Regions from separate parts of the Homo sapiens genome. Here regions 2, 3, 4, 5, 6 and 7 are each linked to region 1. Evidence: chromatin loops called from intact Hi-C (ENCODE). Cell type or tissue: mammary epithelial cell. All regions are shown on one strand.

Evidence for each region. Hi-C counts contacts between places; a loop is a spot of excess contacts. Peaks named below come from ENCODE experiments on the same cell type or tissue, not always from the same donor. Only the 100,000 strongest peaks of a DNase experiment are listed, where the experiment ranks them.
Region 2: it touches region 1 in a loop (8-fold over the local background); 7 of 110 quality-filtered maps call a loop at or near these places.
Region 3: a loop joins it to region 1, with 9 times the contacts of the local background. A loop is called at or near these places in 71 of 110 quality-filtered maps.
Region 4: it touches region 1 in a loop (2.5-fold over the local background); 6 of 110 quality-filtered maps call a loop at or near these places.
Region 5: a loop joins it to region 1, with 9 times the contacts of the local background. A loop is called at or near these places in 19 of 110 quality-filtered maps.
Region 6: a loop joins it to region 1, with 8 times the contacts of the local background. A loop is called at or near these places in 4 of 110 quality-filtered maps.
Region 7: it touches region 1 in a loop (13-fold over the local background); 31 of 110 quality-filtered maps call a loop at or near these places.

What each region holds. Positions count from the first base shown.
Region 1 is chr9:119,966,932-119,970,931 of GRCh38, forward strand. It overlaps LOC107987122 (a long non-coding RNA gene), which reads right to left and starts at 2,614. Exons shown (of 3, transcript XR_001746919.2): 1 at 2,163-2,614. RefSeq lists an enhancer at 1,431-1,931. In mammary epithelial cell, a CTCF peak has its summit at 2,373 (motif pointing left); no DNase peak of the experiment used is centred here.
Region 2 is chr9:120,529,900-120,533,899 of GRCh38, forward strand. It overlaps CDK5RAP2 (CDK5 regulatory subunit associated protein 2), which reads right to left. Exons shown (of 38, transcript NM_018249.6): 8 at 79-241. Among named protein-coding and RNA genes, the nearest start is that of CDK5RAP2, 48 kb to the right of the region's middle. In mammary epithelial cell, a CTCF peak has its summit at 1,974 (motif pointing left); DNase peaks (open chromatin) are centred at 1,982 and 2,742; H3K27ac peaks cover 1,971 bases.
Region 3 is chr9:119,554,263-119,558,262 of GRCh38, forward strand. No RefSeq gene overlaps it. Among named protein-coding and RNA genes, the nearest start is that of BRINP1, 190 kb to the left of the region's middle. RefSeq lists enhancers at 1,646-2,166, 2,117-2,166. In mammary epithelial cell, a CTCF peak has its summit at 1,984 (motif pointing right); no DNase peak of the experiment used is centred here; H3K4me3 peaks cover 211 bases.
Region 4 is chr9:119,793,021-119,797,020 of GRCh38, forward strand. No RefSeq gene overlaps it. Among named protein-coding and RNA genes, the nearest start is that of LINC01613, 140 kb to the right of the region's middle. In mammary epithelial cell, no CTCF peak of the experiment used is centred here; no DNase peak of the experiment used is centred here.
Region 5 is chr9:120,347,541-120,351,540 of GRCh38, forward strand. All of the region lies in intron 2 of LOC105376253 (a long non-coding RNA gene), which reads right to left. Among named protein-coding and RNA genes, the nearest start is that of MIR147A, 100 kb to the left of the region's middle. In mammary epithelial cell, a CTCF peak has its summit at 1,530 (motif pointing left); no DNase peak of the experiment used is centred here.
Region 6 is chr9:119,374,195-119,378,194 of GRCh38, forward strand. No RefSeq gene overlaps it. Among named protein-coding and RNA genes, the nearest start is that of BRINP1, 6.8 kb to the left of the region's middle. In mammary epithelial cell, a CTCF peak has its summit at 1,864 (motif pointing right); no DNase peak of the experiment used is centred here.
Region 7 is chr9:120,475,874-120,479,873 of GRCh38, forward strand. CDK5RAP2 (CDK5 regulatory subunit associated protein 2) reads right to left here. Exons shown (of 38, transcript NM_018249.6): 15 at 1,477-1,577. Among named protein-coding and RNA genes, the nearest start is that of CDK5RAP2, 100 kb to the right of the region's middle. In mammary epithelial cell, a CTCF peak has its summit at 1,743 (motif pointing left); DNase peaks (open chromatin) are centred at 1,758 and 2,048.

The sequences.
Region 1 (4,000 bases):
GAGGATGGAAGAAAGGTAGATATGCAAATAGCTGTCCAATCAAAGTCACCCAGCCTTAAGGTAAAGGCCTTTGCCTTCCTCCAGATTCACTGCATTCCTGTTACTACTAAACTTCTTTAGGATGAGTCATGATACATCAAAGATGCCAGCATGCCCCTCTTCACCTTCTTAATCCTTGGAAAATTACAGCTTACGGCAGAGGCTGCTAGAGGGCCCCCTAATATCCATGCTCCCCTTGTTTCATAACAACAGAATCTAGCTGCCCAGAATAGAGGGTACATTCTTCAGCTTCCCTTGCAGCTAGGTGTGGCCATGTGACTTAATTCTAGTGAATGGACGCAAACACAGGTGTTGAGTGGAAACTTTCACAAACCTCTCTGAAGATACAGTTGTTTGTTGGGTATCGTCTGCCCTTTCCTCCCTGCCTTCCTCCATAATTCTGTGACAAACATGGATATGATGGCTAGAGTTTCTCCTTGGACCTTGAAGTCAAAGGGCACATCATAGAGATGGTGGAGGGATGAATTGGAAAGAGCTGGGTGCTATCACATGACCAATGGTATGACCACCACTTGATTGGGAGGTAAGTGGCAGGTAAGGGTTGAGATTAGTTGTCAATCTAATCATCCCTTGCCTCCACACCACCTCAGGTAAAAGATCTGGAAACTTGGAAAGATCTCAGCCACCAGGCTGATGACTTCAATGCTAGAAGAATGATACTTTGTTATTGGACATCTCTTTAGAATTGCTCTTCCTGGTTTCTTTCATGGGCAACAAGTCCAGCCACTAGCAGCCGTGGACTTTCAAGTGAACAAGAAATAAGCTTTCACCCCATTTAAGCTACTCTGTAAGCACTCTCAGCTGTGCCTAATCATAACTGAGACCAAGTTCCTCTAATTCCTGACATGAATTCTACAGGGTGGGAGAACTGAGTCCCAGAAAGGGGATGTCCAAAATTCGTAATTAAAATTGAAAAATTAAATTAAAATATAGCAGGCTTCCCAACTTCCAGCTTTCACTATATTCATTCTCCTACTCAATAAACTTTTCTTGAACACAAACACTGTATCAGGCAGTAAACAGGTACTGAGTAAACAGAGCTGAGTAAATCAGGTTACTCTTGTCGGGAGCTCACGATCAAGAGAACAAATAGTAAAATTACAGTCTGAGAAGTGTTATACACATGCACGCACACGTGCACACGCACACACAAGGTAATGTAGGAACCCAAAAGAGGGAGGAGCATCTAACTGCTCTCAGGAGAGAATTCACAAGGGAGGCAACACTGGAGCTAAATCCTTAAGAAAGAATAGGAGTTTTCCAGTTGTGGAAGGGGGAAATGGCATTTTAGGCAAAAGTATGCAGGCCAGAGAGAACATGGAACAGGTGCTAGGCATAATAATGTCCTCCTAGAGATGTCCAAGTCTTAATCACCAGAAGCTGTGAATACATTGCCTTCCACAGGAAGTGGGGATTAAGGTTGCAGATGGAATCAGGGTTGCCAGTCAGCTGGCTCTGAAATGGGCAGATTAGCCTCAATTATTCAGGTGGGTCTAATATATAATCACAAGGGTCCTTAAAGCAAAGGAGGAAGCCAAAAGCTGATCATGGTTGAAGAGTAGATAAAGTGTATGAAAAGAGGTTGCAGATATGGGGGGGTCCATGACCATAGAGGCTTAAATTTCAAGGCAGACATTTTGAAATGCATAGGCAATGGGAAGCTGCTGAAGGATTCTAAGGAACGAGTGAAGTGGTCAGATTGCATCACAAAGAGGTCGCCAACTGGTGCAGAGGAGGAACTGCCAGAAGGCAGGAAGACTCCTGGAGAAGAAGTTGCAGTGGTCCTAGTGAGCCCCCCTGGTGAGCTGGGGCCACAGGGGGGCTGCCTCCTCTGGGCCCTTAGGACCCATGGGCCCTCCGCACCACAGCACTGGCTGCCAGGGGCCATGTTATGTTCCCCACTCCTTTCCTAGTGTCCTTCTGGAGGCAGCCTCTGCAGTGAAAAGCCGGACTAGAAGAGAGGTGGGCTTGAGACCTGCTCTACCATTTACTAACTCTGGGGCCTGAACCAAGTTACCTCACCGCTCCGCGCCTCAGCTTCCTCATTTGCAAAGCAGTGATGACAATCCTCTTTCAGGGTGCTTGTTTGGCATGACACTTACCAAGCCTCTCCATGCTTCCTATGAATGGCTGCATCATCCCGAAATGCTCCCTGCTGAGTAGACTATTCTCCCCGTGCTTTTAAGACTCCCACGTTGATTTCAGGAGGAAGCAACCAAACTGCAGACTTGGCCCTCGAAGCTCTCTGGAGCTGTGCAGTCTCCGGGCCGGTGTCCTGCACTATTGCTCAGAAGGCTGGGCGCCATCTAGAGGGCAACAGCGGCAACAGCCAGAAGGCAAGGAAAGCCGCAGTGATTCCCAAACATAACCAAAGGGGATGCGGGGAAGCCTGCTTCTGGCTCTGTGGGTGGATTCTATAATAAAATGAAATGTGAGATCATAGAACCTTTTAATTCTAGCATGTAGGAATTATGAAATTATAGAAAAATTAACTCTCTAAGCTATAGGGGTGGAGTCTTAGAATCACACAGTCTTTGACTTTTAGAAATAGAGAATGCAGTATTTCTAGTGTCTTCAGTTCTTATACCCCTGGGTTACCCCTTGCCTCAATAGAGTACAAATTCAAACTTTGAACATTGACACCCGGATCTCAGCCTCCAACACCTCACCTGCTTGACCGCAGCTCCTCCTTTTCTGACCAGTCACCCCCAGAAACCTTCCAAGGATGGCTCACCACCAGCCTCTACTGCCAGAACAAAAGCCCCTTGATGTCAAGGACTATGCCCTTCACCTCCTATCACCGGCACAGGGCCAGGCTCACAGTGGTGCAGGAAGGCAGCATGATCCCACTGTCCTCAACAGCAGAAGCCTATAGGTTCAGATCCCAGCTCCACTACTGGCTAGCTGGAGCATAACTTAACTTCTCTGGGCCCTTTGTTATTTATCTGTAAAATGGGAAATATCATAGTATCCACCTCACGAGGATATTAGGAGGCTAAGTTAACATAATCTATAGAAAGTACTGAGAAGGATTTCTGATACGTGATAAATGCTCGTGATAAATGCTTGGTAAATGTTAATGGTTTATTTTATTTTATTTTATTTTATTTTTTTAGATGGAGTCTCACTCTGTTGCCAGGCTGGAGTGCAGTGGCACGATCTCGGCTCACTGGAACCTCCGACTCCCTAGTTCAAGCGATTCTCCTGCCTCGGCCTCCCGAGTAGCTGGGATTACAGGCACACGCCACCACGCCCATCTAATTTTTTGTATTTTTAGTAGAGATGGGGTTTCACCATGTTGACCAGGATGGTCTCGATCTCCTGACCTTGTGACCCACCCACCTCGGCCTCCCAAAGTGCTGGGATTACAAGTGTGAGCCACCACACCTGGCCAATGATTCTGTTTTTGTTTTTTTTTGTTTTGTTTTTTTTGTTTTTTGAGACAGAGTCTCCACTCTGTCGCCCAGGCTGGAGTGCAGTGGCACAATCTCGGCTCAATGCAAGCTCCACCTCCCGGGTTCATGCCATTCTCCTGCCTCAGCCTCCCGAGTAGCTAGGACTACAAGCACCCGCCACCACCCCTGGCTTTTTTTTTTTTTTTTTAGTTGAGAAGGGGTTTCACCATGTTAGCCAGGATGGTCTCCATCTCCTGACCTCGTGATCCGCCCGCCTTGGCCTCCCAAAGTGCTGGGATTACACCCAGCCACCGCGCTCAGCCCAATGGTTCTTGATTATCATTAAAGTTGGGTTGAACTCTATGGGCAATATGGCAGCAAGGTGCCTTAGTTCGGAGACCTGACCAAACAGTGAGGGAAGCAAACAAGCAGGAAGAGGACCATTGGATATTGAGCACCCATGTGTGACAGGCGCATGCTAGGTGCCTTGCGTGTGGCTTATTAACTTCTGAAGGCAGGGCTTATGCTGTGTGCCAGCAGCTCAG
Region 2 (4,000 bases), 560 kb after region 1:
ACCGAATGCGCATTCCATCTCCCACAGAGGAGTCTGGTTGGCTAATTAAAGCCCCCTCTTCATGTCCTGTCACCTCACCTCAGTTTCTCTCTCCTTTTCTTCCCTTGGAGCAGCACAAAGTCCTCGGAGCTCTCCAGATGACACATTCTCATCAGGACATGCCATCTGAGATTTCTCCTCTTTAAGGCACTGAATTAAAGCTTCTTTGCTCTTCAAAGACAGCTTCAACTCCTCAATCAGTCTAAAAGAGAACAAAATTTAAATATTAATTCTAAGCTGTTCTCTTAGCTCAGTGGAGCTGGAGGAGGAAGGAAATGGGGCCAGATATCTTCAAAGTAGACATATACAATGGCTGAACACAAACAGAATCACATTTTGCAGGTAGGAGATTAAGCGTCAGAATTCGTGTGACATTAACTGGTCCCCTGCCTGCCTCCAGCCTGGCTCCAGTCAATTCAACTCTGAGCTTCTGGACTCTAGCCAAGCTGTGCTCCTGTTCAAATACCTTCAACGGTCCCCACCAACAGCAGTGGACTACTAATTTCTTTGGCCAAGAAATCCTCTCTCCAAAAGATATGTCACTGAAACCTAAGCAAACAAAACCAATGAAGCAGAGCTGTTCCGATAAGTGTGGAAAAAACGGAATGTCTTGCCAAGACTTCTCAGGGCAAAGTTTAAAAACACTGACTTTCAAGATAAAACCAACCCAAATATCCAACAATGACACACTGGATTAAGAAAATGTGGCACATATACACCATGGAATACTATGCAGCCATAAAAAAGGATGAATTCATGTCCTTTGTAGGGACATGGATGAAGCTGGAAACCATCATTCTCAGCAAACTATCACAAGGACAGAAAACCAAACACTGCGTGTTCTCACTCATAGGTGGGAATTGAACAATGAGAACACTTGGACACAGGAAGGGGAACATCACACACCAGGGCCTGTTGTGGGGTGGGGGGAGGGGGGAGGGATAGCATTAGGAGATATACCTAATGTAAATGACAAGTTAATGGGTGCAGCACACCAACATGGCACATGTATACATATGTAACAAACCTGCATGTTGTGCACATGTACCCTAAAACAAAGTATAATTTTTAAAAAAAAGGAAAAAATAAAAAAATAAAAAACGGTGAAACTCCTTCCCAGGCATTCCAGGTCCTAGGTCTTAGGGCCTACCAGATCAGAGGGCCCTGCCGACAGCTTCAGTCTCATCTCTCACGGGAAACCATCACCCTCTCCATCTCCACTCAGTAGCCTCACTTTCAGTTCTCTCCCGAAGCCAGACTGTTTCATGCCTCTACACCTTTGCTCGTGCTATTCCTTCTACCTAAAATGCCCTTCCCCACCCTACCCCCGCCTCACCCCCACCTCTACCTGACAAACACCCATTCATCCTGCCAAAGCTAATTAAGCTCCCCTCCAGGAAGCTTTGCTACCTGCACCCCTAGTGCCCCACTCAGGAACAGCTGAACACATCCCTCTCTGGGCTGTGTTATCAAATAACACAATATAATTACCAAATTATCCCATATCAACTGCCCCTTGGCCATGGCAAGTAATTCCATCTCTCTGAGCCTGTGCCTCCTCAGCTACAAAATAGGGGTGACTTGTGATTGTGGACCAGAGACAAGCTATTTAAAACAATCTTGCACTGCTCCTGGAATATGGTGGAACTCAACAAATGACAGTTGTTATAATTATTACTTTTTTTTTTTAACATGTAACAATTAGCATTTTGTCAGAAGACCCTCAGAATAGCCTTTCTGCAGCTAAACCAAGAAAGCAACTTAGTTTGGGAGAAAGAAGAAAGATTTTGCAGTCAGACAGAGCTGCCCTAGTGAAGCACAGCTTCCTGGGATGAAGGTAAAGAGGGAGACAAAGGTAACTAAAGCACCTAGCAATGCACTAGGAGACAAGGTGCCAGGCAGCACCAGTGCAATGCCCCAGAAAACCTGGAAAGAGGTGTAAGATTGCCCTCTAGGGGCTCAACTTTGAAATCGTCACATAATCAATGGGAGAGGTAGTCACCGAACTATATACACTTAAAATTGAAGCACTGTGTTGTATGTAATTTATACACCAATAAAACTGAATTTTTTTTTTTTTTTAGTTACCTTAAAGCAAGTTCTACATAGAGAAAAGAAAAAGTAGGCAGGCCTGGTGGGGACTCCTGTGGCCAAGCTGGAGCACCAAGCCCATCTAAGGGGAGGGGTAGCCTCAATCCAGCAAGATGATACCCAGGGCTGCCAATCTCCTAGGTTTTAAACAGAAGGTGGAAATCCAGACTTCTGCATGAAATTCAATTTTTTACATACTGGCAACTAATTCACACTTTAAAAAATACTGTAAGCCAAACAGATCATATCTGTTGGCATATTTGATCTGCAGGACTTCCCAGTATTAACTGCCTTAAAGACACAGAGCAGCTCAAAGGCCAGATTGAAGACAATAAAGTAGCTAAAGCATGCACCTTTAAAAAGGGTGGTGGGAGCCCAGAAAGATATTGGCAGAGTCCATCCACGTGAGGGGTCCCTGGGCCCTAAAGATTCAATACCTTGCCCTGCCCAACAGTGAGTCAATCTGTGTCGCAGATCTGGATCCGTCTCACCAGGGCAAAACCAAGGACTCTGGCTCCAGTTTTCTGCTAACCATCTGACCTTGACTTAGCTTCCTAGGCAGGCCTGCCTTCAGGGAGGGAACACGCTGATCCTACACACCCAGGAAGGTTTCACCACAAAGAGGGCCACACCCTGAGCAAAAATCCAGAGCTGGCATCTGACTGCTGCACTGATCTCTGGGAGTGCGCCTGGGACACAGCTATCCCTGAGAGACAGCTGCATTCATAGGACTGACATGTTGGGTTTTGGTGCCTCTCCAGTCAGACCTATGGGAAATCCCAGGAAGATGCCGCCTTTAGCAAAGCTCTGATCCGACATCCATGGAGACTCTACCACCTAGAACACAGTAAGTACTTGATACACGTTAACCCTTCCCAAAGTCCCCCTTCCAAAAAAAGATGAGCAATTAAGCTTCTGTGGCACATGCTAACAGGACCACTCTCCTCTAGGATCACCTTAAAATGTGCCAGGCTCTGTACCTTTACGTGCTGTTCTCTCTGCTAGGCAAAGCGTCCTCACCCAACTCGCAGGACTCCTTGTCTGACAAGCCCTCCCCATTCCACGCCCAGGCAGAGCTGATCACACCTTGCTTTTGTCACAGCACGGAACCCTGGGCTCACCTCTATCACGGCATCAATCACGACATATATTTTTTTTAACATCTATCCCCTCCCACACTGAGAGCACCATAGAAGCAGGACAACGTTCAGCCCTGCATTCCCAGCACGCATTCCCAAGGCCACACTCAGTAGTTGGTTAAGGAATGAATCTATACTTCCTCTAATTCAAGCTTTAATTCATACACCCAACCACATCCTAGACTCTACTCACTGAAGCTCACAGGCCCTCAAACCCAACATGTGCCAACTGAAGGTATCATCTTCCCTCTCCCTCCACCCAAAAACATTTCCTCTTTTTCCTTTTCCCCCAACAAAATTCAATAAATTGCACCACCCCACAGCTGCTCATGTTCAAAACCTGGGCAAGGGCCAGGCACAGTGGCTCATGTCTGTAATCCCAGCACTTTGAGAGGCCGGCAAATCACCTGAGGTCAGGTGTTCAAGACCAGCCTGGCCAACATGGTGAAACGCTGTCTCCACTAAAAATACAAAAATTAGCCAGGCTTTTTTGGTGGCGGGCAACTGTAATCCCAGCTGCTCAGGAGGCTGAGGTAAGAGAATCACCTGAACCTGGGAAGCTGAGGTTGCAGTAAGCCAAGATCACGCCACTGCACTCTAGCCTGGAGGACAGAGTTAAGACTCCATCTAAAAAAAAAAAAAAAAAAAAAAAAAATGCCTGGGCAAGGGTGTGTCACTGTAGCTTTTCCCCTTATCCCCCAGATCCAGTCAGTCACCAAGCCCTTCAAGCC
Region 3 (4,000 bases), 410 kb before region 1:
GCTTAAGCTAGCAGTCTAATTAGAAAATGACTATAATTGCAATGGAAGTGATATTTGTACAGAGGCAGTACTGATGAGGATGCTGAGAGATATTTAGGGGCAAAATTAACATAACTTGTCTGGATTTAGCCAGTAAGAGAGAAAACAGAACACTCAATGTATCTGCTTATGTAAAGACAGATAGACCTCTACTTAGGGTAGAAGTGAGTGCCCCATCCCCAGAAGCATTCAAACAGAGCATAGATTCCCACCTGACAGGTATTCTGCAGACAGCAATGAATGGAAATAGAAGCAGATAAAGTATCTTCTAGCTCTGAAGGCCCACAGTGCTATGGCTCTGTGATCGTCTTTATCAATCTAACAGGCACAAACGATTTGTTTAGTCAATGAGGGATATAGACAAACTTCACCCCTCAATATGAATCACCTTAATTTTGCAGAAAGCTGTCTATTTTCTATAGTGCTCACATCCATTATCTCTCTGAGGAGCCTGGAACAGGACTCAGACCTGAAACACACTGGACAAACATGAGACGGTTATCATTATTTTAAAAATATGCTTCAGTTGAATATAAAAGTTCTTTACATTATTTCAAGTTTAGTGCAGTTATTCTGACTTGGGAACAGCAAATTATTCACTTCTATACCCCTATAATTTCTTGGACAATAGTTGGCACATTGCAATAGTACACAAATATTTGTTAAATCCTAGCAATCCAGCAGAAGCCAGCTTGGAAAGCATTTCCTCCACGTGGCCTTCCACCATGATGCTATAGAAAAGACCCGCTCGTGTCATCACTGGCTCCCACTGCAATGAGAACAGCATCATTGTTGATAATAACAGACACCTTTTTTTGGTATTCCTTGTGTGGCAGGTGAGGTGAGGGTGAGGTTCCTTACAGACATTCTGCACTAAGCCTCGCAAGGACCTAATGTGTTTCTCTTTTCTTTTCTTTTCTTTCTCTCTCTCTCTTTCTCTCTTCCTTTCTTTCCTTCTTTCTTTTTTTGTCTGAGAGAGGGTCTCACTCTGTCACCCAGGCTGAAGTGCAGTGACATGATCACAGCTCACTGCAGCCTTGGCCTCCTGGACTTAAGCAATCCTCCCACCTCAGCCTCCCAAGACTACAGGTACACCACCTGGGACTACAGGTTAATGTTTTTTGTTGTTGTTGTCGTTTTGGTTTTTTCTTTTCTTTTCTTTTCTTTCTTTTTTTTTTTTTTTTTTTTGAGATGGCATCTCCCTCTGTGGCCCAGGCTGGAGTGCAATGGCACAATCTCGGCTCACTGCCACCTCCGCCTCCCAGGTTCAAGCAATTCTCCTGCCTCAGCCTCCCAAGTAGCTAAGATTACAGGTGCCCACCACCACACCCAGCTAATCTTTGTATTTTTAGTAGAGACAGGGTTTCACCATGCTGGCCAGGCTGGTCTCAAACTCCTGACCTCAGGTGACCTGCCTGCCTTGGCCTCCCAAACTTCTGGAATTACAGGTGTACACCACCACTCCTGGTTAAGGACCTAATGGGATAGATGCCATTGCACTGCCCATTTTACGGATGATAAAGTTGCAGCCCAAAGAAGTGAAAGGCTAATTTTATTTTATTTATTTTTTAAAGACGAGGTCTTGCTATGTTGCCCAAGCTGGACTTGAACTCTTGGTCTCCTGTGATCTTCCCACTTCAGCCTTCAGAGTAGCTGGGATTACAGGCACCTGCCACCACACCCAGCTCACACAGGCTAATTATTGAATAACCCCTGCTTTTCCAGCAGACACAATGAGGGCATTTTTGTATCTGTTTATTCAAGGAGGGAGACATTGGGGCTGTTAGGTGTGCCTGGACTGGTAATAAGGTCTTTTATCATAACCCTCCCAAAGTCTCAGGGCGGCTGTGGCCAACACGCGTCTCCAGGCCCACAGGCTCTGAGGCGGAAACCACAGTTCCAGGTCCCCAGGCTCCAGCCGCCAATGCGGCTACCGACCAGCAGAGGGCAGCTGCGGGAAGCCGTCCAAAGGCGGCCTCCACCCCCATTAGTGCCAATTAAGCCGCGAGATGCAAGAGGCGAGCGCGTGGTGAAAGAAAACACATCTACTTCTGGGTTGAGCTAGGCTGGGTGATCTGCTGGGAGGGACGTTGACCTGCTTCCAAAAAGCCGGCTGGATGGTGCCGTGGTGGCTGCCTGCAAAGGAACACCGGCCTATGGGAACCAGACCCTGGGGCTTCCCGCGAGCTTCTCTTCCTCCAGCCAGCAAAACAGGAAAAGCCTGGCCCAGGGACGGAGGGAGATGTTGTGGAGCAGACGGACTGGCTGGAGCCAAAGGGCAGCCTCTTTGGAGCAGAAAAACAAACCCAGACATATCAAGAGATGCACAGGATGTCCCCAAAGCGCGTGCTCACGAAACAGGGTGAAACACACACACATTCAGAGTGAGCAACAGTCCCAGCCTGACTGATAAAATCCGGACAATCTCAAGCAAATCGCGATGGTTGGTTACTTGTCAGCTGAATACACATGCAGGCTGTGTACATCCACAGGCACAAGTGTATAGATGTAGCACAAATGCCCCCTGTCCCCCCGCCACCGCCACCAAATAAATGCAAATGTTTACCCACTCAGGCATAGGCACATTGAGACTGGAGGCTGCACTGGTTTGAATTCAGAAGGTCTAAATTCCAGTCCCAGCTTTGCCCCAAATCTGTGCCACCTCGAACAAGTTACCAAACCATTTTGGTTCTCAGTTTCCTCATTTGTAAAATGGAGGAGTCAAGCCCGTCAGGTTTCTTAAAATTATACAGCTTTAAAGCATTAAGTTCTCCAAGGAAGCCTGGGACTGCTTCTTATTTCTTCACCAAATCTCTAACCTTAGGGGAGGAACCAGCAAGATGGCCCAGTCCAAGTCCCTGGCCCCAAACCATTTCATGCAACAGCTCTATGGATGTTCTTATCTATCTGACAACCTGGAAATCTTTAAGTCAGCGCGTGTATGATCGTCTCCCTGTGAACACGATCGTACTGAATATGCAATTTCTTTTTCTGTCCTCCTTCTTCACTTAACTTTAGTACAGAGCATAAGAATTTCACAAACATGTTTTTAAATGGCCATGAAATGTTTCCTTAAATGGATAACTGTACCCCTCAGTTCGCTTTTTCTTGCGCGCCTCCCCATGTCCACCCCACACCCTGCGTTAGCTACTATAAATAATACTCCACAAAAAAAAAAAAAAATCTTCATGCATGTATCTTTTTTCTATTTTTGGATTTTTTTCTTTAGAAAAAAAATCCCAGAAATTAAATTACTAAAATTATATCTTATTTTAAGAGTCTTCATGCATATTGCCAAATTGTTTTCCAGAACGGTCGCCCTAGTTGACATGTCTACCAGCAATGCGTGAGATTCTTTATATCATCCCATTCTCAAAAGCATTGACATCCTCTTGTTTTTGTTTAAACTTTGCTAATTCAATAGGCAAAAAATGTTATCTCATGGTTTTAATAAGCCTTTCTTTGATTATTAGAGAGAGTGAACGTTTTTTTTTCTTGTGTTTGTTAACCAGTTGCATGTATTTCCTCTTTTGAGAATTGTCTGTTCTTGCCCTCTGCTCACTTATCTACTGGGTCTTAGTGAATTTAATTGATTTGCATGCGCTCTTTACATAATAAAGATAGTAATCCTTTGTCATATTGGCTGTGGGTATTTTTCCAGTTTGCTTTATGTATTTTCCTTTGTGATTTCTTCTATCACTTCTAAGCTTATACAGCCACCCCATCCTCCAGAGACTTGATAAATATTCATTTCTAATTCCTAGTATTTTTTTCTCCTGGGATGATTTGATTCTATAAGCTTAAGATTCCATGAGACCACAAATCTATGATTTTGTGCTTCCAAGATGAGTACTTCTAGCTCCTGATTTTCTTTCAAGGCATAGAATCCCTAATTTATTTCATATTTCCTTTTTACACGTCCCCACCCTTTGGATTATAAACTCCACGAAGGCAGGGACTG
Region 4 (4,000 bases), 170 kb before region 1:
ACTGGGTCACAATATAAAATGTACATCTTTCTGGAAGTTGTGGTCAAAAACATTTGAAAACATTACTGTAAGCCACTGAGCATAGCCCTTCCCTGGATGACTTCTACAGAACTGTTTCCACCTTTTAGATCTAATGGTTTGTGAATATAAAACTTTGGAGGAGGCACATGGCTGTGATTATTCTGACGCTGAATGTGTCCATTGAGGAATTACCAAGGAAAACGCCAAGCATGGGACCTTGTCACCTGGGTAAACTCCTTCTCATTCTATGGGAGACATGTGGTTCCAGTCTGGGCCCTGGAAGACCTGTGTCTGGTGGTGAAGCTGCAGCATAGGGTGCTACTGCTGGAATCCTGCTAGAAGAGATGGGTCCCCTGGGATCTCCAATCCAGCTGGAGAACTGAATTGCCATCTGGTAAATCACAAGACAATTTTTGTTCTTGCCAGACGCACCCTATCAGCATGGAAGATACAGACAGTCTTCAACACATAAACAGGTTATGCTGCCAAAAGTGCCTTCGTAACTCAGATGTTTGGAGTTTGGAACACATCATCCCATAGAAACAAGGATATAAATGGAGGTTAGGTTTCCATGTTTTAAAACTCAGAGGGTGTGTGACATGATGTATATTTTGTGTGGTGAACTGGGTAAGAACACATTTGCTAGCTGTGGGAACTTGTGTTTAAGTTCCTTATGCTTCATGAGTCCTACTTTATTTTCAAAGGGGATCACTAAGAGCTGCCTTTTTGTAGCAATGTAGGGGTCATTGTGTCATATGTGTGCAGGGCATCTAATACTAGGTCACTGTGTCTCTTGTTATCATTACAACATTGTGACAGAGAAACCACTTGTGACCTTGACCAAGCATGTAAGCGCTCTGAGACTCAGTTTCCACCTGGGTGAAAAAAATGACAACATTCACCTCACAGGGTTATTAGAAACACAAATGAGATCATGTACACACAACACTTAGTACAAAGTCTAACACAAGAAGAGTGTTTAACAAAAAGTGGGGACGTCTTTGCCTTCTCAGAAATGCCTGGCCATATCTGCATACAATTCTGGATTGATCTAAATCAATCATTATTAATAATCCTATGCACCAGAAAAATTAAAATTGGTAAGTTCTATGGCCTGAATGTTTTTAGCCTCTCAAACTTCAGATGTTTAAACATAATCACCAATGTGATAGTATTAGGATGTGGGGCTCTTGTTAAGTAATGGGGCCATGAGGGCAAAGCCCTCATGAATGAGGTTAGTGCCCTTATTAAAACAACTCCAGAAAGCTAGATCACCCCTTTGTCCATGTGAGAACATAGTGAGGATGTGCCATCTATGCACCAGAAAGCAGGACCTCACTAGACACTTATCTGCTAGCAACTTAATCTTGGATTCCCCAGCCTCCAGAACTGTGATAAATAAATTTCTGTTGTTTATAAGCTACCAGGTTTATGATATTTAGTTACAGCAGCCCAAACGGACTAAGACAAGAATTTAGCCAATGCCTCTTTGTGTTCAATCCCATGCTTGGCTTCGTGTGACATAAATGAGAGGTACATGCTGAGGTCTCTCAAGCTAAGAATGTGATATGGAAATGTTGCATAAGTGCGCATTGAAATGGGATCAGAAAACACTCCAAAGATGATAAAGAAGGCAGAGAAAAAGAGGGTCAGGGGCATGTTTCAGGTTGATCATGCAGCTCACTGGTCCAGCTGAATTGCATACCTACCAGAGAGATGGTGATACAAAAGTGGGCATGATAACATTTATCCTTCACCCATCGTTAATAGTCCCCAGGGAAAACCTCGGGCCAGATGCTCAGCAGAGGAAGTGTCCTTGAATTTTGAAAAGGAGGAAGAGACCAATGGCCATGATAACAAAGTTCCACGTAAGGTCTCACGTTTCACAAAATCTTTACAATACTCAAGATGATCTCTCTGGGGAAGGTGAAAGGAATTATAATTACATCTGTGAAGAAGGCTTGAGAAGGGAAAAAAAATCCTGCCATATGGTGTGTGGAAAATGTTTTGGAACTGAATAAAAAATATGGCGGGTGTTTTTCTCCTCCCATTTTTGTTTATACATCTACGTTATGCAGGCTGACTGGGGAACACGGATAAGTTTTTCTTTCAGAATAGAAATGCACTGGGTAATTTAATTTTATGACCATTAATAATATGGGTCTCTCCCGGCAAGCAAAGACATTTACAAACTTATAATCAGATTTTGTGATTTAGGTGTAAACCAATCATCCACAAGAGGCTGGGAGATATTTCCATCCCGCTTTCCCATTGCAGTGGGATTTCATGAAATGCAAAAAGGAGATATAGTAAAAGGTTCAGGATCCCAGAAGGAAGGAGGGAGAGAGCCACTGGTTTCGATGGACAGTCCATCCTATGAAAAGAATTTTAAATGGTCAAGAGACAGGCATTCATAGGTATTAACCATCAAGTGTGTTCTAGACTCTGTCCAAATGGGATCTTGTCGAATGTTCCTATCAACTCTGTGCTGCAGACATTGACATGCCCATTTATCAGATGAGGAAGTGGAGGTCACAGAAGTGAAGGGAAGTTGTTGCTCCTACTCACACAGCTACCCAGTAACAAAGTTCAGATCTGACTCATCACCTGCCTAACCTCTGCCTTTTACTCTTACCACCTTACTTATCTGTCATAAACACATTCTACACAAGGAATACAATTTAGAAAGAAGATTAATAGGTAAGCGTTTATACTGCAAGACAAATTGAGTCAAGCATTATAAAGGAGATACTAGAATCATCCAATAAGACTGTAAATAAAGGTTTTTTAAAAAAAATATTATTAATGATTGATATTAAGGTCTTGGTGTACCAAGTGTTTTATAATGCATTACCTTACTAAATCCTCACAGCAATCTAATGAGAGGAACACTGTTGTTTAATTCTGTTTAAAGGTGAGAAAACCAAGATTTAGAGAAGTTAAGCTAATTAACCACACTCACAAAGGCAGTAAATAACAGTGCTAAGTTTCATAAATTCTAGTTCATTTTCAAAGGGGGTCACTAAGAACTGCCTTTTTGTAGCAGTGTCGGGGTCACTGTGTCATATGTGTGCAGGTGTTCCAATACTAGCTCACCATATTGTTTCATTCTGTCACCCAAGCTGGAAAGCAATCATGGCTCACTGCAGCCTTGATTTCCCAGGCTCAAGCAATCCACATCAGCTTCCCAAGCCACTGGGACCACAGGTGTGCACCACCATGCCCACCTATTTTTTTAAATTTTTTTGTAGAGACGAGGTCTTGCTATGTTGTCCAAATTGGTCTTATACTCCTGGACTCAAGCGGTCCTCCCATCTCAGCCTCCCAAAGTGCTGAGATTACAGGCATGAGCCACTGTACCCAGCTAGTACTAGGTTTTGAAGCCACATCTGTTTCACTCCAGAGCTCATCTTTTTAGTATCTCATTGTATCACTACAGAGGAGTGAATGATATTAGAGAGATAATTTGAAATCCATTTTTTTGCACAGAATAGTTAAAAGGTCTCAGGAAACATGGACATTCTCAAGATTATTGAGAAACCCAGTTTGGCTGGATTGTAGGGGGCCACGTTGAGGAGATTAATTCATTCAACAAGACTTTACAGGGCATCTTTCATGTACTACACATCATCCTATATCTGGGGATACAGGAATGGATAAGATGCAGTCATTGCCCTGGCATGTCTGATATTCAAGTGGCAGTTAGATTGTAAGTTCCATGAGGATAGAGACTTGGGACATAGTATGAGCTCAATAAATATCTGTGAAACAAATGTCAATGTGAAAGACATTCTACTGTGTATCAGACATTGTCATAGGTGCCAGGATGGTGCAGTAAATAAAACAACAAAAATACTTGTCCTGTTAGAGGTTGTGTTCTAGTGAAAATAAAGTAAAATAGAAGGATAGGGAGTTATTGTTGCGGGGGAAGTTAAATAGAATTGTCAAAACAGACCTCACTGTGGTGCTTTGAGTAAAG
Region 5 (4,000 bases), 380 kb after region 1:
CTCACGATCGTGACTGGGTTCTTGTGAGATCTGGTTATTTAAAAGTGTGTGGCACCTCCCCCCTCACTCTCTCTTGCCCTTGTTTCCCTCTATGTGAGATGCCTCACTCCCACTTTACCTTCCACCATGACTATAAGTTTCCTGAGTCCTCTTCAGAAGCTGAGCAGATGCCAGCACCATGCTTCCTGTACAGGCTGCAGAACCATAAGCCAGTTAAACCTCTTTTCCTTATAAACTACCCAGCCTCAGGTATTTCTTTATAGCAATGCAAGAACAGACTAATACACCCAGTAATGGGATTGCTGTGTCAAATGGTAATTCTGTTTTTAGCTCTTTGAGGAATCGCCACACTGCTATCCACAATGGTTGAACTAATTTACACTCCCACCAACAGTGTATAAGTGTTCCTTTTTCTCTGGAACCTCACCAGCCTCTGTTTTTTTGAACTTGATGCCCAGGTGTTGGCTATACACGCTAAAGTCTGAGAAGCCCCGGGCGAGGTCACAGTCATCTCCAAGTATGATCTGCCAACAACCTGCTTCAGAAGTCCTTGGGGCGTTGTCTAGAAAGCAGATCTCCAGGCCCTACCCCAAGCCTAGTGAAACAGAACCCCTGGAGGTGGGGCTCAGGGACCCATATTTCATACAAGATCTCCCAAGAGATTCTGGTATGCACTAGAGTTTGGGACAACTGACATCTTCCAAGAAACTCCCTGCTTGAGGTCAGGAAGCCTGACTGGCTGGGGAGTCCCTCAACTTCTTCTCGGCCTCAGTTTCCACAAGAGAAAAGCACCCATTCTAGGAAGCTTACTGAGTGTCCACTGAGAAAGTGGATGGGAACTGCTGTGTAAATGACAGCTGATTATGTAAATCTGAGTGTTCTTTGCTGAAGGTGACATTGTCATCCCAGGCTGGTTCCACTGAAATCAGAGAGACATTGGGGGTTAGGAGAGCCATTTGGGGGGTTAGTAGACCAAGATTCTAACCTGAATTCACCACCAACTTACTACAAGGCCTTCAGCAAATTAGACTACCCTGTCTGGTCTCAGTTTCTCAACTTTCTCACCACCAAGCAATAAAGTTGTAAAATGTGCAGGATAATCTAACCAAACTTTGAGACCTCCTAGGGCCCTGGAATCTGTCATTTGCCCTCTAGGTGGAAACCATCTTCCCAGATGAAGACAGAGGCAGAGGGGTCTCTGACAAGAATGGCTTCAAGCCTACTGGGGGGCTTTAGGAAGAAGGGGCTCTGTCCGCTGCATGTTACAGACATGTGTTTACAAATCAGTCCCTGGCATTCTTGGATTCTTCTGAAACTCTAAAAACAAAACCAAAAGGAAAACAAACAAAATTGATTCTCAAGTGGCTCAGAATCCCCCAGCCCACCTGGCCTTGTGCTTGCCCACCAAGGATTCCAAATATAACCAGCTGACCCAGATTCCTGAGCCAAAGGGCCTCCATTGGAGTTGCATAGGGCAGAGCAGTCGGGAGGAACTTTAATGTTACACTGACCCCCTGTGGAAGTCAGAGGCAGCAGCCGCTGCTCGCACCTCCAGCAGCCCCTCTCCCCTCCCCCCATTCTCCCAACCGAGCACCCCTGACAGCAGCCCCCGACCCTCTGAAGGAGGGCCACCCACCAGCTGCCGCCTCTGAGGCAGAGACCACTGGCCGAATGCGAATGCATCCTGGGGAACCCCCGCCAAAGTCAGACAGAGGACAAAGAGAGGTGGTAGGTATGTCCTCCATTCCAGCTCGCTGCCACCCACCAGCGCACCGTCTCCTGCATGGACGTCGCTACCACCTTCTCAGTGGCCTCCCAGCCCCCTCATTCATCCTCCTTTGGGGCGAGGCCTCTTTCCTGCTCAAATGCCTTCGACAGCTTTCTGTAGCCTAGGGATTAAGTTCAATCCTCGGTCTGGCTTCCAGAGGTCACCAGGATCTAGTCCCAACCTAACTCTTGAGCCTCCTTGCCCAGGCTCTGAGAGGCCAGGAGCACCCAGTTCTTCTCTCATCCCAGTTTCCCACCTCAGGCTGCCCCTCTCCCTCCTGACACCTCCCTGCCTGCCCCTGTCTCCTCTTTCCAGTCCCTCCCAGACTTCGAAGCACAGCAGAAATGCTGCCTCCCGGAGACACCTTCCCTGGTCACTCAAGCTCTTTACAGTAGCAGGAGGTCAGAGGCCAGCTTTGCACCAGCTCCTCCTGCCTCTTGCCAGATGTGCTACAAGTCACTTCCACTCTCAGAGCATCAGTTCTCTCAGACGGAGATGGAAATAATAACCCCAGCCCAGCCTAGCTCAGGGGACGGGTACTGAGATGTCACAAGATAATGGAGAGCTCTGAAAATGGTTAAGTATATGCCTACATTACCTTATGTTACAATGGTTTGTACCATGGTGGGTTTTGGGGTTTTTTTTGGTTTTTTTTTTTGGTTTTTTGTGTTTTTTTTTTTTGTTTTTTGAGATGGAGTTTGCTCTGTCACCCAGGCTGGAGTGCAGTGGTGCACTCTTGGCTCACTGCAACATCTGCCTCCTGAGTTCAAGCAATTCTCCTGCCTCAGCCTCCCAAGTAGCTGGGGCTACAGGCACGTGCTGCCACACCCAGCTAATTTTTGTATTTTTAGTAGAGATGGGGTTTCACGATGTTGGCCAGGCTGGTCTCAAACTCCTGACTTTAGGTGATCCACCACCCTCGGCCTCCCAAAGTGCTGGGATTATAGGCATGAGCCACCATGCCCGGCCTTGTACCTCATTTTGCCTTGCATCAGGTAGGGATTTTGTTTCACACACTAACCTCAGATAACTGAGAGTGGCCACTGGAGCCAGTGAACGGCAGGGTCAGGCCTGGGACCCTGAGGTCCAACTCTGTGTTAGATGCTGGAGACACCAAGATGTCCGCAAAGAGCCCTCCATCAGTGAAGGAGACAGATTCATGAGGATTACAATTCAGGTTGATAAGGGCTGGGACAGAGGTAGACAGGCACCTAGCAGGGCCCTGGACCCGGTCTCTGGTGTTAGGAAAGGCTTCTGGAGGAGGTGATATCTGAACTGGGACCTGAAGGACCAGGGTGTGTTAGCCAAGAGAAGAGCATGAGGATGGGCAGGAGAGCTACAGGTCTCTGCGTGCAATGACCCCAATGCGGGGACACCTTAAGAGTGCAGTGTGGCCAGCAACGCAGTGGGGGCCTGATCATGCAAAAGACTCCAAACATGAGCACAGTGGGCCCTCTGCCAGCTTCTGAAGAAGAAAATGACATGGCCAGATTATTATCTGAGAAGCATTCCTCTGACTTCAAGATGCAGAGCAAATGTGTGACTGGGGACAGGGGGGAGCCAGAGAGAGTGTGAGGCAGTCATTCCAGCCAACAAATTCCCCATCTTTGGGCTCCGATCAGCAAAGGAAAGCCCCACTTAATGCTGCAAGGGGAAAGGCCTGTAGAAATAAGGGAACCACAAATACACTCAGATTCACAGGACCCAAGAGGACCTTAAACATGGTCCCTTCCAAATCCAGCTCCCAGCACCTGACTTCTGTCTTCATCCTTCAGCCTCTGCGTGCCGTCATCCCCGATCAGGGAACTTGTTACCTGCCCAAACAAAGCATTTCCCAAGGAGAAATGTGCCCCAAAGCATATGGGGATGATGGAGACGTGCTGAAAAAAAAGGCATTCTCTGAACCATGAGCCAAGACACGTGGGAGTCATTAGTGCGCAGAGCCCAGAATGGTGAGCGCATGTCCCTCACTCGACCTCTGCCCCATTCTGCCTGGTTATGCCACATTCCCCTGAGACCTGCAGGCATGAGATGTCAGTGGGAAGGAAGAATAAAACCCGCCAGCATGAGGCCCCAGGCCAATGGCCATGGCACTCACAGGTGAGTTGGGCCGGAGGACACAGAATCCTGTCGATGAGAATGAGCTTCCGGAAAGGGGAGGTGGCATCAGCATCCTCAAAGGTGAGTTTCAGAAAAGTCCTTCCGATGTGAGGAGGAGGATGAGTGGGAGGA
Region 6 (4,000 bases), 590 kb before region 1:
TTTTGTGGGTTTTTTTGTTTTTTTTGTTTTTTTGTTTTACAAATTTATTTATACCTAGTTATCACCCTGTACCTTCTATGCTAGCAAAAATGAACCGCTCACTGCTTCTTCATTCCCAGCTTCCTTTTCTCTGTGCATGCTGGTCCCTTTATTCCCAGGTCTTTTTCTCCCTAGCAGCCCATCATTTCTGCATGACCAAATCTTACCCTTCCTTAAACATTTAGTTCATGTGCTTTATCCGTGACCACTTCAGTTAGGATAAAGCACATTTTTACATGAAGTGTACAAAGCTGTGCATGATCTGGCCTTAACCTTCCCTCTAATATCATGTCCCCTCTCTCTACTCCAGTCACACTGGCTGTCTTCCAATCACTAGAGTTTACCAAGTTCCTTTCTGCCTCTAGGCTTTGTGCTTGCTTTCCACTCCTAGCCAAGTCCTACTTACCCTTTGAGTATCTGTGTAAATGTCACTTCCCTGACCCCCAGAACAAGGCTCTCATTTCTCTCACAACCCTGAATGTCCCTGTCACAACATGTATCATCACTGTAATTCAACAATTATCAGTGACATTATTTGTTTTATATATGTTACCCCAGCTAGAACTAAAACTCAAAGGCATAAAAGATATTTTCATGGTGAGAGCTTGGTACATGAAGACACAGTGTATTTGTGTGAACTATGCCCTATGTCCCAGGAACTGCTCTATGTACTTCACAAATGTTAATTCATCTAATCCTTTTAACACCCCTATGATGTCATTATTGTCATTATGATTATTACCTCCATATTCAGATGAAGAAAGTTGAGGCACAGAGAGGCTGAACAAATTGCCCACTATCATATGTCAGAACCAAAATTCGAACTGAGGCCACCCTGCTATAGAAGCCAAACATGGCCGCTAAGCTACCTAGCCCTTTACATGGGAAAAGCCCAATACAAATGTATTCAATAAACAGAAGTTTTTTCTCAAGCCTTCAGTCTTTAAGTTATCCATTCTCCTCTAACTCTGTGGCATTCTTCACTTTCTTTCATGACGATTATTTGCATATGTGAACCTTGCTCTTGGTATTCCCAGCTATCGGCTCTGGTTCTTCAGCAAACATACCGAATCTCTGGAGGCATGCTTCTACCTACTAACTCCTTGACCAGGATTTGGACCCTTCTTAGTCTCCCATCAGGCTCTCCCAGCTGTGAACATGGATGTGTTTGGACACGAGAGTGTGCAAAATGATTTTGTTAGACATGCCCAGCTTTCTCTCTCTCTCCTCCCTCTCCTTTCCATGTTGCTAAAGTTCTAGCTTCGTTAAGCCTGCGCTTGCCCAGGGCTTTGCCCTGGTGACATACAACTTCCAAAAAAAGGTTTTAGGAAAGGTGTTGAAAAAATATTATCCTGTTTGCCGAAGCTCAAGGAACATCCCTATTGCAAATTCGTTCAATATTCTACTTGAATTAATAATTCAGTATATGCAAGTTCTCTTGAAATCTCAGATAGTATCTTCCTTGTTTTGCTCTGACTTTTTGGTTTTTGTTTTGTTTTGTCTTGTTTTTTTAGCAATCTCACTTTTTGTGATGATGGAAAGATGAGGTAGGCACACCAGGTAGCCCCTTTATAGAGGTGACATAGAGGCTTGGGGACAAAGAATGGCTCATAGAAGGATAACCCTTTGTAATGATGGACCCACAGCTTGAACCAGGTATTCAAACTCATCAAGGCTGGTGTACTGCTTCTCTCTTTATTTCTGTGTTAAACACTGCTTTAGGTGGCTTAATGATCAATCTATTCCACTTCAACTCATTCCCTCCTAACTCCTCTTTCTAACAGGCAGCTCCTATCATTTCTCTCAAGCTCTGCCACACTCCACGAGGGGGAGCCCTACTTAGGTTATTTTTAGCACGTGCCTCCTCATGTCCATTTCCCTCTTCTGCTGTCAGTACCTTTATTTTCCTTTAGGAAACCACCCTTCTAAGTTTCTCACTTCATTTTGTTCTAGAGGTGCTGCTCCTATCCCCTGGCTCTAGGGCACATGACCAAGGTTGGCCAGTCAGGGTGTTCTATCCCACTGGTCACCGTGATTGGTATAGGCATGGAGATTGATACCCACTGGTCCCAGAGAGTCAAATCCAGAATGTTTGCTGGACCCATTATTAAAAAGTACTCCTAAAATCAAAATAGTGATAATGGGCATATTTAGCTGGTAGGATTCAAACCTGGAGTTCTGAAAATGACCTTTGCCACTGCAATGAAGAAGTCCGACTGGGAAGGAAGGAAACATGGAATGGATCCAGAGGTTTCTGAAGTCTTCAACACATACTTAACTCTACAAACCAATCGCTTTCCTTTCTATTTTAAACAATTTGGTTTGGGTTTCTGTCACTTGCCACCAAATGTATCTTAAAGCATTATAAATCAGAGTGACAGAGTTTTAGATACAGAACTTTGAAACATTTGATTCAGAGAGACCAAAAGTAGAGAAATGAAATTGGAGCCAAGTGAATTTCTATTAATTCAATTCTACCTCTAGTAAGCCCTGTGCCCTACACAAGTCAAGTCTGTTTGTCCCTCTGGGCCATGTATTCTTAACCTATGTGGTAGGCAGAATTCTGATATGACACCTAATGCCCCCTGGCCATGTAGAATTCCTTCTACTTTGAGTGTGGGTAGAACTTGTGTATATAATAAGATATCACTCTTGTGATTACATTATATTATATGACAAAAGGGGGATTATTATCTTGGGTGGGGCAGCTAAACCATGTTAGCTTTGAAAAACACGTTTTCACTGGCTATAAAAAAGGAAGTCTGAGAGATGTGCTCCAGCTAGCCTAAAAGGAAGCAAACACCCAGATTGTGAACTGCCTATGGAGGATATGTAGCAAGGATCCATGAGTGGCTTCTAGATGCTGACAGGTGTCCCTGCTGACAGCTAGCAGGAATGACCACAAGAAAGGAAATTCTGCCAACAGCCAATGAACTTAGAAGAGAACACCAAGCCCAAATGACAACCACAGCCCTAGATGACCCGTTAATTTCAGTCTGATGAGATCCTGAGTGAAGTATCCAGTCACTCTGCTTCTGGACATCTACAGAAGCAGTGAGACAATAAATATGTATATTTTAAGCTATTACATGTGTGGGAATGTGTTGCATAGCAATAGAAAATTAATATACTCTATAAATATAGTTTTATCAAAATGTCTCCGTAGTCTTCCCTTTCAATTCCACTATCACTTTCTTAGGTGGCAATAACTTCTGGTGCTAAACTATCTGGGGATTCCCATAATACATCCCAATCCCTGATAATCCATCTCATGTCTATTCATAAACACCTTCCAAGCTAGAGAGGGAAAAAAACACCCTCCCACCCGACTTGCAAAGCTATTCCATCCAGCAACTTATTTTCTATATAAAGTCTTATCCTGTTGATGCAGTACATTCCATCTGGATAAACATAATTATTGAGGGTGGGGATGTGAAAATGAGTTTCCTTTGCCCCCACAGCTTGCTCCCAGTAAAATGGTCTTCTGATCCAGCGACATCATTTTTTGAAGTGTGAATATACACTAATTATTTTCAAGTCAGTGAGCTTAGTGGATGTGAAAAATAGACTTTGGAGTCAAATAAGTTTGAGCCCAAACCTGTCATCACACATTTTGGGAAGAAACACAGTAAGCCTTACCAGGAACCTCACATGCACCATTCTCAGTGTCCGAGTCTCAGTGTCCTTATTTTGCAAATGAGGATCCAACAGTTTACCCAGAACTTATGTTTTGAGCATCTTCTCTGAACCAAATATCTAGTCTAATGGCAATGAATAGGTTACTCTCTTTTGGAGCATATAATCTCATTAGGAAGTAATATTTACACTAATAAGGTTGTGGTAATGATTAAATGAGATAAGCATTTAGCATGGAGCCTGACAGCCTCATTCAGTGGGAGCCATGCTTGGAGGGGTTATGGCACCCAAAAGGAGCTATATGATTATTAATAACAGTATTTAT
Region 7 (4,000 bases), 510 kb after region 1:
GGAGCTCCAACACAGGTGAGGAGGCAGAGCAGGCACAGACGGCTACAGAAGGTGACCTCCCCACGCAGGGCAGAAACACAGAGAGGCAACTGTTTTGGGGATTAGCTGGGCTGCCTGACAAATGTAACATTCAAGCTAAATTCTAAAGGACTGGGAGGAGACAAAGTAGGGGAAAGGTTGGGAATAGAAGGGTAGGAAACACAGGTGAAGGTACAGGCAGGAACACACAGCCCAGGGAACGATAAAGAGCTCACTATGGTAAGAGCAGAGGACATATGAGAGGGAGAAATGAGGGGTGATTCTTTTTTAACTTTTCATTATAGAAAATTTTAGACATATACAAAAGGAAAAAAAAAAAACTACTGTAATGAACCTCTCCCCCATCTACACATACCCCAGCCCCAACAATCAGAGAGCCAGGGCCAATCTTGTTCTTTTGATATTCCCACCCACGTCCTCAGCTTCTGCACTGTTTGGAAATGAATCCCAGACATCATATCCTTTCAGCTGTACCCATCCCACTGTGTAGAGAGAGGTGACCAACACTTGTAATCCCAGCACTTTGGGAGGCGGAGGTGGGTGGATCCTGAGGTCAGGAGATCAAGACCATCCTGGCTAACATGGTGAAACACCATCTCTACTAAAAATGCAAAAAATTAGCCGGGCGTGGTGGTATGTGCCTGTAGTCCCAACTACTTGGGAGGCTGAGGCAGGAGAATCGCTTGAACCCGGGAGGCGGAGGTTGCAGTGAGCCGAGATCCTGCCACTGCACTCCAGCCTGGGCAACAGAGCAAGACTCCATCTCAAAAAAAAAAAAAAAAAGGACTTCTCAATTCTGAGAAGTCCCTGAGGCCAACCCTGTGTGTACAGACACATGGACAGAGGCCCAGAGCAGCACTTGCCTGTGGACACAGAGCTAGAAAGTGGGAGAGTCAGGGCTAGAACAAGGCCTCTATCCTAGAGTTGGCTCTCCCCACCACACCTTGCTGGCAGCAACTCATTTCAGCAATTCTGCAGAGATAGGGAGACTTGCTTGAGTCCCAGGGTTCTGTCACTTGACATCTGTGTGACTTTGAGCAAGTCACTTACCCTATCTTAGTTTTCATGACCTTATAGAAAACACAGGGATAGCATTATTATTACTTCACAGAAAGGCTGTGAGGATCATATGAGATAATACACATAGAAGCACTTTCTAAATATATAATAAAGTATTTTTAAAACCTGAGTAATCATGATTTTAAAACCTGAGTAATCAATTTTGTTGCCAAAAATCAGACAATTCTTGATAGAAAACAGGTATATGTGACTATCAAATAGGGCAGTCGCCACCCAAGCTTTATAAGCTCCATAAGCAAACTGGCAGGGCTTTGCTGCCTTAGAGATCAGCACTGATTGAAAGGGTGTGTGCGTGTATGCGCGTGCATGTGTGTGTGTTCGCATTCACATGTGTGATGTCCAGACAGAAACGCTTACCTGTCTGATTCCTGCAGAGATTTGACCAGATGGGTATAGATGTCCTGCTCTTTCTTTAAGACCTGAATCAGCTCTTCATAGTCTGATGATTGTTTCTTTTCCTGGAAATGACAATGGGCATTTGACATTAAGGAAAGAATTTTGAAAGAGTACATCCTTATATTATGCAAACATATGTAGCTAGTCCCAGTTTTTAAAATCAAACGAAGGTGAGAGAGGCCCTGTGCCTGGCTCTGGCTCAGGCCACAGTCAGAGAGCACCACCTTCAGGAGGAGTGGGGAATGACTGCCCATCACTCATCCCAGAACAAAGCAGAGAGCTGAGCTTCCAATACTGCTTCCAACAGCTGCTAGGAAGACGCACCAGCTATGGGATTAGCCCATCATGAGTCTGTCATCCCTCAGAGCTGCTGTTCATCGTTTTTAAAACACTACAAAAAAAATATCTTTCCATATTCACTGTTGCTCCAAAGAAGAGAAATTCACAAACCAAAACCTGGCAAGTACTGGGGACTAGGGATTTAGTTACAGTCAAGTAGAAGAGGTCAACTGAGGTATTCTTGGGAGGCATCCAGAACACAGTGATGATGAAGAAATCTGAGTTGGATCTCTGCCACTTACTGGAGGTATGATCTTGGGTAAGTAGCTTAACAAAACTCTATGAGCTTCAGTCTCCTCATTTATGAAATGTGGATGTCATTTTATGAATTCACATTCACAAATGTGAAATTTTTTAATGTTCAAAATTTGGTTCTGCCACCTACCAGTTCTGAGACTCTGGGAAGTTACTTACTAGGAGCCTTGGTATTCTCACCTGTAAAACTGGTGGACAATTACCACTGCCTTATGGAGTTACAGAGCAGATGAAAGATAAATTGCATACTGTAAGGAACCAGGGATACCTGGAGAAATGGCTGATTCCCGTATTAGGACAAGGAAAATCAGGAACAATAAAAGATATGTGTATAGCATTTTATTGTGCCAAAAAATGAGGAAGTGCTTATAGAACAGTGGTTGCCAGGGGCTGGAGGGATGAGGATATGGGAGATGTTGGTGAAAGGGAACAAAGTTTTAGTTACGCAAGATGAATAAATTCCAGAGATGTAATATACAGCATGATGACTATATGTAACAATACCCTGGCCAGGCACAGCGGCTCACACCTATAATCCCAGCTCTGTGGGAGGCCAAGGCGGGAAAATCACTTGAGGCCCGGAGTTCAAGACCAGCCTGGGCAACATAGTGAGACCCCCGCCTCTACAAAAAAGTAAAAGATAAAAACATTCGCTGGATATGGTGGCATGCACCTATAGTCCCAGCTATTTGGGAGGCTAAGACAGGAGGATCCCTTGAGCCCAGAAGTTTGAGACTGCAATGAGCTAGGATCATACCACTGCACTGAAGCCTGGGCAACAGAGCAAGACCCTGAAATAACAAACAAACAAACAAAAAATACTGTATTTTACACTTGAAATGTGCCAGGAGGGTAGATTTTAGGTTTTTTCATCACACAAAAAAAGGTAACAATGTGAGATGATCGATATGCCAATTAATTTGATTATGGTGATCATTTCACAATGTATATATATATCCAAATATCTAGTGTACCTTAAATACATGCAATTTTAATTTGTCAATTATAACTCAAAGCTGAAAAAATTTTTAAAGAAATGCTTAAATAATGATGGAATGTTGTCAAAAGGACACACAGACCCAGTTTGGAAAGGCTCCCACAAGCCAAATCTGGGATGATTTGAGCATTGAAATAATGAGTAATGGTTTATAACCCACTGATAATAACTGATAGTAACAGATTATAACCCACCAAATAAAACAGGAATTCATAAATCCATATTGATATGAATAGGAGGGAAAAAGAGTAGGTTTTTCTTTATAGAAAAATGATGATGACTAATAAATGTAAAAAGAATAATGGAATTAGAAAAATCACCCTTCGCCAACCATCACAGTAATAAATAATTCAGCCAAGAAACACAAAAGGATGCTAAAACTAGTAGGTAAAAGTCAAGATGTTTACATAGACTCAAAACACCTCCCCCAAAATACTTATTAAATACAAAGGGAAAAAAGCATAACTAGACAGTCAAGACACCTGGCAGACACTATCTTGATAAAGTTATCAAAGTTAGCATGGCCAGTAATGGGGCAAATCCAACTGTGTACCATCAGACAGGACACAATGAGAAGAACATAGCATCGCTACTGTGATATTCCTGCCAAAGATGCATAAACTGAATCTAATCAGCAAGAAAACACCAGACAAACAACCCAAACTGAAGGGACATTCTATGGTATAACTGGCCCAGGCACTTCAAAAGTGTCAAGGTTATGAAAGTCAAGGAAAGATTTTAGAACTGTTCCAAACTAAAGACTAAAGAATCAAGACTATTAAATGCAAGGCATGATCCTGAATAGGATCCTTTCACTACAAAGGGTGTTATTGAGACAACTGATGAAATTCAAATGAGTCTGAGGATTAGAAGGTAGCAATGAAGGAAATCAGT